Regions from separate parts of the Homo sapiens genome. Here region 2 is linked to region 1. The links are chromatin loops, found by intact Hi-C in ENCODE. Cell type or tissue: mammary epithelial cell. All regions are shown on one strand. Each heading gives the region's core, and the rest is flanking DNA. Links, peaks and the distances in the headings are about the cores only.

Region 1 (5,368 bases), core at 75-5,074:
AACCCTCTACTCATTTTCAAATATATGTATTTCCCCTAGATGGTGGCTTGTAACAGGTAAAGAAATGGCTCTTTGTCCTGGGATGAAAAGCTTCTCAAGGGAATTATTCTCCATTCCAAGCTGTTGGCTGAAACGAGGCTGGTTTTGGAAGGGGTGTCTTTGGAAAATCTCTCAAACTTGACTCAAAAACCTCCCTGTAATACTGATCATGGAACCTGGTGGACGCATCCGTTCAAGAGCTACCATGCTACCCATTCTTCTCAAACTGATGTTTTAGAAGCACTTCAAATCCTTAAAGCTCTTGCCTATAATTATAGCTCCTCTATAATTCATGGATTCCATGTTTTTTCAGTGCCCCAAATGTGCCAAACACTGTGCTAGGACTGGGATCCAGCAGGGAAGATAGATAAGATTCCGGCTTCCATGGAAGGCTGCAGTGCAACAGGCAACTTCAGCCCCGTGTCATACAGGCCTGTGAGGGGAGCACAGGGGGTGGAAGCACTGGAAGTGGAAATGTGGCATCTAACCTTGACAGGGTACAGGAGGCTTCCCGGGGTCTGTAAGAGCAGTAGTTCAGCAATGCCTACTGCATGGATGCCTTGGCGGCCAAGCTGGGATCTGAAGAAGGGTAGGAATTAGTGAAGTGAAGGGAGGGGCTGGGGGTTGACGTGTTCTGGGGAAAGAAAAGAGACCCAGAGTTGGGAGCGCAAAATGAGATTTTTCTGCTTAGAAGGATCATTCTGCAAAGTGGAGAACAGATTTCAGGGGGCAAGGCCTGGGACAGAAGGACGATGGGAGCCCTTTACTGAGGTCCAGGTGAGACAGGATGGGAGGAATGGGTTTGGGAGGTTAACAAAAATGGATGGGAGAGGGTTAAGAAGAAGGAGGAATCAGGGATGACTTTCAATTTTCCGGTTTAGGTTTATCTTCCACAGCGTGGGCAATTCTTTTTGTTTTCAACAAGATCACCCCGGGAGCGCAGACCTTCCCAGCTCCCGGGGCGAACACGTGTGTATGGAATCAAGGTGTAAGGAACATACATCCCAGCCTTTGTTGTAAATGGGGAAGTCTAGAGCTCTTCAGGAGAGGAGGAAGCTCCGGCCTCGTGTAGGGAAAGGTTTCGCTCGAGGCTGTACCGCCAGCGTCTCCGTTTCCGCGTTCTCCACAACCTTGCGAGAGGTAAACTGCAACTGTAGTTTCCGGATTTTACAGAGGAGCCCAGGAGGTCTGCGTGAACCCTGCCCGAGTCACTTACTCTGCCCAGCAGGTAAGCGTAAGGCCCAAACCCCACGCTGTTATTCCAAGTTCGCTTGCTGGGCACGGTAAGTGAACCCTGGGAGTCCTGGACTCTGGTGAAGGCCACCATGCCCTACCTGGAGGCTGCTCAGGGTCTAACATCCTCTAGCATCCACGGGAAGGGATTGCGTTAGGATTTTTTTCTCTCGTAAAAAAGTTCCTGTCTCCCCCTAGAGCCAGGCACACGCCTCCCGCGCCAGACCACTTGTCCCAGGCACAACATTTTTTGACTCTTCGCCTCCCCCGTTTCGATCCCCCTTCCTCTCCGCCTTAGGTGGCAGGAAAATCCTTTACCTCCGACCAATCCCACCGATGCCGAGCCGCGCGCGCGCGCCAACTAGAGCTCCGTCTGTGCACGCCATTGGCCACCTCCACCTATGCGAGATGACAGGCAGCTTCGCGGACCTATCGCCGAGGGAGGCAGAGGCCTCCGGCCCTCCCAAAGCTGCTTTGTTAGGGGCTCCCTGGTCGTCCCCCGGCCCGCCGCGCCTCCGCTGCCTGCGGGCGATCTCCCCGGGCCGCGCTGACGGAGCCTCGCAGGAAGGCATCTCTGGAGCGCGCGCCGCCCGCGCCCCTCCAGCCGCGCGCTCCGAGCCTGGCTGCGGCGCGGATACCCGGCGTGCGCCCATAGTCGCTCTACAGCCCAACTCCGAACGCCCCGCTCCTGCATCCACCGCCTCGGATTGGCTGGCCGGAGGCGGAGCGATTGTCAGGCGGCCCAATCGGAGCTCGGTTTCCCACGGGCTCCCGCGGCCCGGCCCCCGAGGCCGCAGGCGGAGGGGCCCTGACAGCTCCGATTGGCAGACCACGAGCGGGTTCGAGCGCGGCCGGCAGAGCAGCGCCGCCGCCGTCGGGCGCGCAGCTCTGCAGCTCCGCGGACGCCTTGGCGCCCGCAGCCCCAGGGGCACGGCTGCCCCGCATCGTGCCCGGCCCCGTCGCGGAGATCCCGGACGACCGTCGCGGGTGAGTACCGCGGGCCTGGGGTGCGCGGGCGTCCGGCCGGAGCCGCCCCGGGAGACGGCGGCGAGGATGCCCGGAGCCTCGGTGCCCGTGCCGGGCACGTTCTGACCCCCGTCTCCCGCACACTGGGGCTCCCGGCGGGTCCTAGCTCCCCCCGATCGGGCTTTCCACGTATTGTTTTCGTGTTCACACACTTGGGAGGTGGGGAGATGCGGGGAGGAGAGGCAGGAGGAGGCATCCCTCGCGCGAAGGAGGGAGACGAGACCGTGCAGCCCAGGTGCCTTCGCTGGATGGAAATGACAGCGTCCGGACGTCGGCATTCGGTCCTCTCGGCAGCAGGAGGTCAGCGCTGACCTGCGGCGGCCGCGGCACTTTGTATTTTATCGGCTGATTTTTGTCAACTTCGGGGAGGGCGTGCTTGTGCATCCTTGTGTCTATGTTTGCGTCTCGGTCCCTGACTTAGGCACCTCCGGGCCTGGCTTTTCGGCGACGCGTCCTGGGCGCTCACCTTGGCGATCCGTGCCGCCCTCGGGGCCGGGCTCACCGGGCGGAAAGCCCGGGGGCCGGCGCACGGAGCTGGGGACCCGCGACGAACCCCCGGAGGGGGGCATTAAAAGCGGAATCCTGCGGGTGCGCAGACAATGCCTCATCCGGGCGGTCGGGTCCCGGGGACTGTGCCCTGGGTCCCCGCGCCCTATCCCGTCCCCGCCTCGCCCTCTCACCAGCTCTGCCGCTGCGATGCTGCTGCGCCGCGCCCCTCGCCACCCGGCTGGGGACCCGCGTGGGGCCCGCTTTTGTTTACAGACCTCGCCATTGGGCGAGAGCAGCGCGCCGTGCGCCCCCCAGCCCCGGCGGCTGCCGCTTGCCCCCTCGAAACCTGGAGAAGTTGTTGCGCGCTGTCAGGTGACGCCCCCTCCCCCCGGCCGCGGGGCGGGATGCTGCAGGGGAAAGATGCCGTCTCGGCGCCTTCGCGCCCAGCCCCCGCCGCGCACGGCGCCTCTAGGTCCCCTGCACCCGGGGGCGCCCGTGTCCCAGCCTGGGGTCCAGGCTGGCGGCCCTCGGGGCGCCGACTCGGCCACACTCACCCGGTTCCAGTCGTCGCGTCTCCTGGTCTTGCCCCCGGGTCAGCCCTGGTTGACTCGGAGCCTGCCTTTTCCCGCGCGCTGGCAGGTCTTGAAGGACGTGCGCGAGCCCTTGGGGACACTGTGCAGTCTGTGCCCGCCTCGGTGACACCCGCGCGGCCCCGCAGGGCAGCTGTGCCGCATCCCGAGTCAGAGCCGTCCGGATCGGGTTACCCATGCACGCTGACTTGGCGCATACTTTGAGTTGGAGCAGAGGTTTAGAGCCTGTGCGCTGAGGTCAAACAAACCCGGGTTCCAGTACCTGCTCGGTGTCACTCACAAGCTGGGTGATCCCGGCCGAGCTATTCTATCTTCCTGTGTCTCAGTTTGCGCATCTGTAAAGTGGGGATAAGGAATAACCTCTAGGGGGGCGGGGCTTAAACGACCATATAGATTAACCTCAAAGCACAGTGACAGCCACGTATGAAATATTAGAGTCCTGTTGATTCTGTGTTAGAGGAAATCTGTAATAGAGGATGGCCCCTTGTCGCTTTCCTTTTCTGCGTTCTTCACTCCCCCAGCCCCAATTTCTTTTTATTATAAAAGGCATGAAGGACTGCTGTTCTCAGCTTCAAACAGGACTTGTTTTACTTGGCCTTAGGTTTAATTAGATTTATCTAATCGCTTGCAGCCCTTTTAAAAATGTGTTTGAATTTCCATTAGGTTTTAGTTGTTTCTTCTTTCTTCTTCAAGATTCTGCTGGGACCCAGACCTGGGTTTGGAGAAGGAAAAACCCTTCCAGGTGGAAAGCAGTTGCCAGTGAACCAAGGACTGCTGTGGAAAGTGATTAAGTCCAGGAAGGAGGGAGGTTTGAACAAAGAGATGTCTGGAGGTTAGGAGGGAACACTTTCTAGGAGAGATGAAATTTAAGCTATGCCTTGTAGCTGAAGAAGTTTGGTAAATTGTTGGTTTCCAGCATATGCTTTTTTGTATCTCAAGGTAAAAAGCTGGGCTAGGGAGGGTGGATGCCTTTGCGTGGTAAACACCGACGTTGCTAAGTAATTATCTTTGAATAGAGGAGAAATAAAACTTAAGGAAGAGGCTGTTGACTAAGCAGGGAAGGTAGAAGAGAATCAATTTCATTGAATATCTTCAAAATGTTGTGAATGTGTTTTGAGTTGTTTTTCCTCCACTAGCTCTGCACTGCTACTTTTCTTTAGGCAAAAAGAGAAATCAGTTTCATATAGAAATAAACAACACAAAATAATAACAGTCCATAATCAGATCAGATGATCTCAGGCTTAACGACAAAGATTTTATTGAAAAAAAAAAACTTCCTGTTTTAACACCCTTTTGCCTGTTGGAATAAATTATTGGGTCCAACAACACATTCTTTGAATGTAGGCCCCAGGGGCCTTTGCCAGCCAAAACAGGCAAACAAACAAACATAAACTCGACTTGTAGGCTGTCCAGTGGTTGGAGAAGCCCTCAGGATTGCGCTCTGTCTCTTCCGTTCCCCTGGGCCTGCCTCAGTTACCCCGAGTGGAATCTGACTCCCGTGAACCCCTATTCGGCTGTTGATGTGGAACGCGGCCAGTAGCATTGTTGCTAGATGTCAATTAATAAATATGATAACCTATTTAAAGTTGAACTCTCAGAAATGATTCTCATCCTTCTTGTACTTGTTCTGGGAATTCTCGCGCCCTTAGGGATGCTGAAGGCCTCTTTCCCCCCTGCTGTTGTGTGGGGATCAAATCAGTTGGGGGCCTAGACTTAAAAGGGAGCACGTGGTTAGGAAATCTCATTAGCTGACAATTTAACTCCACTCTAATGCTCGTCCAAAGAGCCCGGACAAAGACTTCCTCTCCTTTCCCTTTGCAGTTCTTTCTCCTTGCTCCTCTCTTCTCCCCTCCCCCTCTAAACCAGAAAGGAAAAGCAGCGTTGGGCCTGTCTCCTTCCCCCCAGATTCCTGCAGTTCTAGTGTGCCGACTGAAACCCTGGAGCCCTGAGCAGGAATTCCTTGGGAGAGTTTGCTGAGGGCCTACTAGGTG
Region 2 (5,368 bases), core at 126-5,125, 340 kb after region 1:
AAGGGAATTTCCATCTGACCTCTAGAGCGGCAGATTGTATAGTTGTGTTGTGTGTTTATAATCTGTAATTTCATGTACTTGCTAAATTGCGAGCAGCTTTGTGTACTTTTGGCTCCTTCTCAAAAATTGCTGTATGAGTAACATGGTTTTAGTCTTTCCAAGTCGACACCCACTTAGAATGTACTGCACCTTAGCACATTTGCTAGAGAATTAAATGTTAAGTCTCAGGTTCCAGAAACTGCTTTGTAAAACCTTAGCTGTGCTGTTCTTCTCTTGCTTTGTCAGCTGTACCCTTCAATTGCATTCAGAGCTATAATTCAGTCAGAGGCGTTTGTATTCTTTATAAATAGATTAGCATCATCATTCAGATAATTAGGGGTAGATTTACATTTTTAAAGAAGTCTTAAACCAATTTCTGGAGTTATTAAAACTGGCATCCTGATTTGTTCTGCTAATTACAGCTCAGCTCTTGGTCTCCCTGGCTACCACCTCTCCATACAGCTATTAAATCCTGTTTTTTCAGTAGTGGTGGGACAAAGTGCTGTGTTGAATAAACTTACAAAACGTTTTCAGTTTTTGACTCCAGATCTATTTCTTGGAGACCTGGACACCAATTTTTAACTTAGCCAAATCTCAGTTCGCCTATTCTGCAAAACAAAAATAAACAAAAAAACTAGGATAGAAATTCTTCTTTATCTCCTTGTCAGAATATCATCCATTGAGGACGCATTTTTATGAAGGGAACTCGTGATGTCATCGAGGTACCATCTGTATTAATACCAAACCCGGAGCATCGAAGTGGCTTCCTCCTCTTACTGTACCTTGCTAGATTTTGGAGAAAATAATTTTGCTTTCTCCCTAAAACTTGTATGCTTTCATTATTTTCTTCAAAGCCACTGGGCGCAGCCTCCCTGAGAAGGTTACCGTTTTACTCTTCCATAATTCATCTTCGGACCCTCTAATTTCCTTCATCTCAATGTCTGTGATGTGTGTGTACTTTTCTTTCAGGGGGGCAGGCTATTAAAATTTGGCCAGCTGAAGATGGGGATGGGAGAGTTAGTTACTCTGAGGTGTTTTGGTCAGTGGTTTTAAAGAACATTGAAGTCCATACGTTCAACTCTCTGTTCCTTTCTTGGGTTTTTGCTCGCTTTGTCAGTGATACAAGTCTGGGTGTTTCAATATGTTCCTGCAACTTCTCTTTTCTATGAGGGGTTTCATTTCAGCCGGAACAAGTCAGGCGAGCCTGTTGGGTGTCTGTTCCTATTTGTTGCTTTAGCTCCTGTGGAAGATCCCGGGCAGGGAATTTTGCAGTCTGATTTATTAGGAACTCTTATTTTCTTTCCCTCCTCTCCTTGTCATTTGACCCCTGGGATTTTTTTTCTCCTTGGGGTTGAAACATTCTTCAATTTAGTCTTTGTCCAGAAATTTTTTTTCTTCTTTTTAGTGGGGGAGGAGGAAGGAGGAGGTGTGAGGGTAACAGGGCTGGGTAGATTGGGGAGCTACAATTGAAGTAGCATTCACTGAGAAAGCTTCCCATAATGCTGAGTGATTTGCAGTAATTAACTGAAGGGTCCTCGCTGTACTCTTTGAAAGAAGGTTATCATTGTTCTTGTTTGCACAGATGAGCAGAATGATAGAGTAATCAGGTTCAGGCCACAAAGGGAGGCATTGTCTGGGCAAAGATCATTGGGAAACTCTTGAGCTCTGGTCCAGCAGTTCTTCTGCCAGCCCTTTTTCTAAATCCCTTTGCTCATTTTGAGTCATTATTGTCTTGGGGATAGTGGTTACTTTTGCAGTTTACAAGGCCCCAAGCAATTTAGAATTACTGCTTATAAGAAACTTAAGTAAAGTGTTTGTTAAACAGACTAAACTAACTAGTCAGCTGATAACTGAGAATATTTATGGGTGTATGAATTTCTCTTTCATGCTGTCTTTGTCTGGAAATTGTAAACTGAAGAGTTTTCTTTTTTCTTTCTTTTTTTTACATTATACTTTAAGTTCTAGGGTACATGTGCACAACGTGCAGGTTTGTTACATATGTATACATGTGCCGTGTTGGTGTGATGCACCCATTGTTGTCACCGTGTTATATAGGATGTGCTTTTGCTTTGTGGTATTTATGTATTTATTTGTTCAAGCAACAAATGTATGTAAGTGCCTGGCATCCGTCAGTTTTATCCTTGTGATTAGGACTATAGTGAACAGCGCAGAGATCCTGTCCTCTTGAAGCTTATATTCTTGTGGGAGAGAAGGGTAAGAAATAAGTAAACAATTAACTAGACACAGTAAGTACAGGTATTGCTGTGTGTATGAAGAAAGCAAACAGTAATATATGTCGACGTATTTTATACGGTTGCCTCTATGTATGTGTCACTGTTAATGACTGGATTTATTTATAAAATGACTATATGACTGTGAGGCCAAATGGACATTTTTTTCCTCTAGAATTTAAAAATTTTTAACACCATTTATTCAGTGTTGACATAGTCATGTGAGCATATGCATGTCTGCATGTTATAATTTATTCCTTTTACAACCTTTGTTTACCTTTAACTGAGAAAGTGATGAAAATAGAGAAGAGAAAATTTTTACATATTTTACGGTGTGTTTGTCTTGTGATTTTGTTCCCTGTGACACCTCCGGTGTAATCTTAGATTAAGATCTTTCTCATGAAAATTCTCACCAGTGTCTTGGATACCACATTTTTCTATGCCCTGATCTGGGGTTTTTTTTTGTTTTGTTTTGTTTTTTTAACGTGCTAAGCTGAGAAAATGCAAAATGCAAGACCTCTCAGCTCCCTCATCTTCCTATTTTTGTTTGGGTCCAAAAACCTTCCCTCTAATACCCTTGTAGAGAAGCCGTTTTGATTCCTGTTTTTAATGTACGTAGGGGTCCCTGCCACCCGTGGGGCTTCTGCGGTGTTTACATTGTCAGTACTGAAGCCCCAGAGGGGCGTGCCTTCCAACCAACACGCTGACTGCTGGGGAGGCCCCTCATGTTACCAACAGTGCCTCATCCCCTGCATTGCTGCCAATTGGCATCTGTCACATTGGGAGTTGCCTGTGTGGGAATCTACAAGTAGGTTCCAAGACATTCACCTCTGGCAACAAAAGAGTGGGTGGAGAAGTTTCATTTCAAGTCTGACTCGCTGTTCCTCCTGCCACTCCCTTTTTTGAAAGGCGAGCGGGTGGGTGGCCCATGGAGACCTTCTGGCAGAAGTTCCCTTAAATTCCTGGGACTTTGCTTGCCACCTGGTAGGATAAAGTTCAAGCCTGAATGTTTTGCCTGGGAGGACTTTCTGGAGTCCTTGTGGAGATTCTACTTGAGCAATTATCCTGGTGACAGATTTACATTTAGGGTGTTCCCTTGTGAAATGCTTCTCTGGAATCGCTCCACTGGACTCCAGCCTGGGTGACAGAGCGAGACTCCGTCAAAAAAAAAAAAAAAAAAAAAAAAAAAGGAAATGCTTCTCTGGGTTGCTGGCACATTGTAATACCTCGACAGAGTTTAGCTTTTGTTCAACAAAAAAATACAAGTTTTCTTTCCCATTTACCTAAACATAGGACATGTAAGTGATGCAAGTCTGGTAAGGTGCCTTCATCTTCAGTGAGCCCAGTCCCTTTTGTCTTGTTATTCTGCCATCCTTGAAAAGGCTTAGGTAGGGACATCCTAGACCACAACACAGACCTTCCTTTTATCAGGAAAAAGAAAACAGATAGGATAGCGGAAAGAATAACAGAAAGCCCCCTCCCATTGAGCACAGTTCCTGGAAGTTGCAAATATTTTTTGCTTGTATGCCATTGACCAGGACTTAAGCCCAATCCATGCCCTACTGCAAGGAAAATAAGTCATCTTGGACTCAGTGGCTGCATGCTCACTTACATATGAGATTCCCCACCCCCCGCTTTTTTTTTTGAGAAAGAGTCTCGTTCTGTCGCCCAGGCTAGAGTGCAGTGGCGTGTTCTCAGCTCACTGCAACCTCCATCTCCTGGGTTCAAGCAATTCTCCTGTCTCAGCTTCCCAAGTAGCTAGGATTACAGGTGCCTGTCACTGTGCCCAGCTGATTTTTGTATTTTTTAGTTAAGACAGGGTTTCACCATGTTGGCCAGGCTGGTCTCGAACTCCTGACCTCAGGTGATCTGCCTGCATCTGCCTCCTAAAGTGCTGGGATTACAGGCATGAGCCACCGCACCTGGCCTACATTTGAGATTTTTCTGACTAAGATGGAATAGAGAATGGATATTGGGGGCCAATGATCACTCGTCTGATTTTAAAACGTGATTTTATATATCCTAAGAAAACAAAATAGTAGAGATTGGTAATTTTAGATTTAACCTGGAAACCCAGGAACCAAAATCTGTTGTTTTTCCACTATTGTTGCTGACGCTTTAGCACCATTTTTCAATAGAATGCAGAAACAGCTCTGTAGCATTTGGAGAGAAAGCCTGGCTCATTTCCCTTGCTGTAGTTCAAGCCTGTGACCAGAAGGACATGTCATTTTTGGAAACAGAACATATATTTTATTCCTATATTATGTATTTTTGCTGATGATTTCAAACAAGGATTGAATTTGCCAGCTTTTCATTTCCATTCTGAATCCATGAAGGGCTCTCAAAGTCCCAATATGTCTGGGTCATGGATTGAATACTTTAGGCATTGGGGTCAGGGTTGGCTGGCATGATGGAGGAGGGTTTTTTGAAGGGTGGGACTTACGGGGACCTCAAGGCACAAGTGGGTGGTCCTGATGCATCTCCCTTGTGGCTGCTTGTCCTTGCCATCCTCAGGTGGCAGCACGCACTGGTGAAACTGGAGTGAGAAGACGTACTCAGGCCATGTCCAGATCCGCGAGCAAGCGAAGGAGCAGGTTTTCTTCTCTGTGGGGTCTGGATACTACCTCCAAAAAGAAGCAGGGACGGCCAAGCATCAATCAGGTAGGTTCCAGAGCAGATGAAAAGTGAGCCCGCACAAATCACTTCTGTGGCCACCTCAATTTGGGGTGTGTGTGTTTCTTCAGTGAGGCCGAGTGTTATTTAAAATCAACTAGTTGGCACAAAGAAACTAGCTGTGCTAGACACTTTTAATAGATAATGCATACCCATAACATTGAACTCTGCTATTAGTCTATCACCAAGCTGCAGTTTCCCACCTGCATCCTTTCCAAACCCTCATTAATTACAGACCTACTCAAAGCGCACAATTCACCCTGAGTCTTCAGGAAAAAGCAGGGCTCTGCAATGAAGCCAAGTGGGTACCTGAGTGCAGTCTTTTTTTTTTTTTGGAGACAGAGTCTCGCTCTGTCACCAGGCTGGAGTGCAGTGGCACAATCTTGGCTGACTGCAACCTCCACCTCCCTGATTCAAGTGATTCT

What was found. Peaks named below come from ENCODE experiments on the same cell type or tissue, not always from the same donor. Only the 100,000 strongest peaks of a DNase experiment are listed, where the experiment ranks them.
Region 2: a loop joins it to region 1, with 2.7 times the contacts of the local background. A loop is called at or near these places in 2 of 110 quality-filtered maps.

The regions. Positions count from the first base shown.
Region 1 is chr21:31,555,818-31,561,185 of GRCh38, reverse strand. It overlaps TIAM1-AS1 (TIAM1 antisense RNA 1), which reads right to left and starts at 1,953. Exons shown (of 2, transcript NR_171013.1): 1 at 1,591-1,953; 2 at 699-1,169. It also overlaps a transcript of TIAM1 not described here. RefSeq lists a silencer at 1,605-2,234 and enhancers at 1,514-2,326, 3,140-3,953. In mammary epithelial cell, for the core only: no CTCF peak of the experiment used is centred there; DNase peaks (open chromatin) are centred at 1,695 and 2,005; H3K4me3 peaks cover 1,981 bases; H3K27ac peaks cover 391 bases.
Region 2 is chr21:31,217,116-31,222,483 of GRCh38, reverse strand. It overlaps TIAM1 (TIAM Rac1 associated GEF 1), which reads left to right. Exons shown (of 28, transcript NM_001353694.2): 9 at 4,785-4,931. Among named protein-coding and RNA genes, the nearest start is that of TIAM1, 120 kb to the left of the region's middle. In mammary epithelial cell, for the core only: no CTCF peak of the experiment used is centred there; DNase peaks (open chromatin) are centred at 1,713 and 3,083; H3K27ac peaks cover 1,667 bases.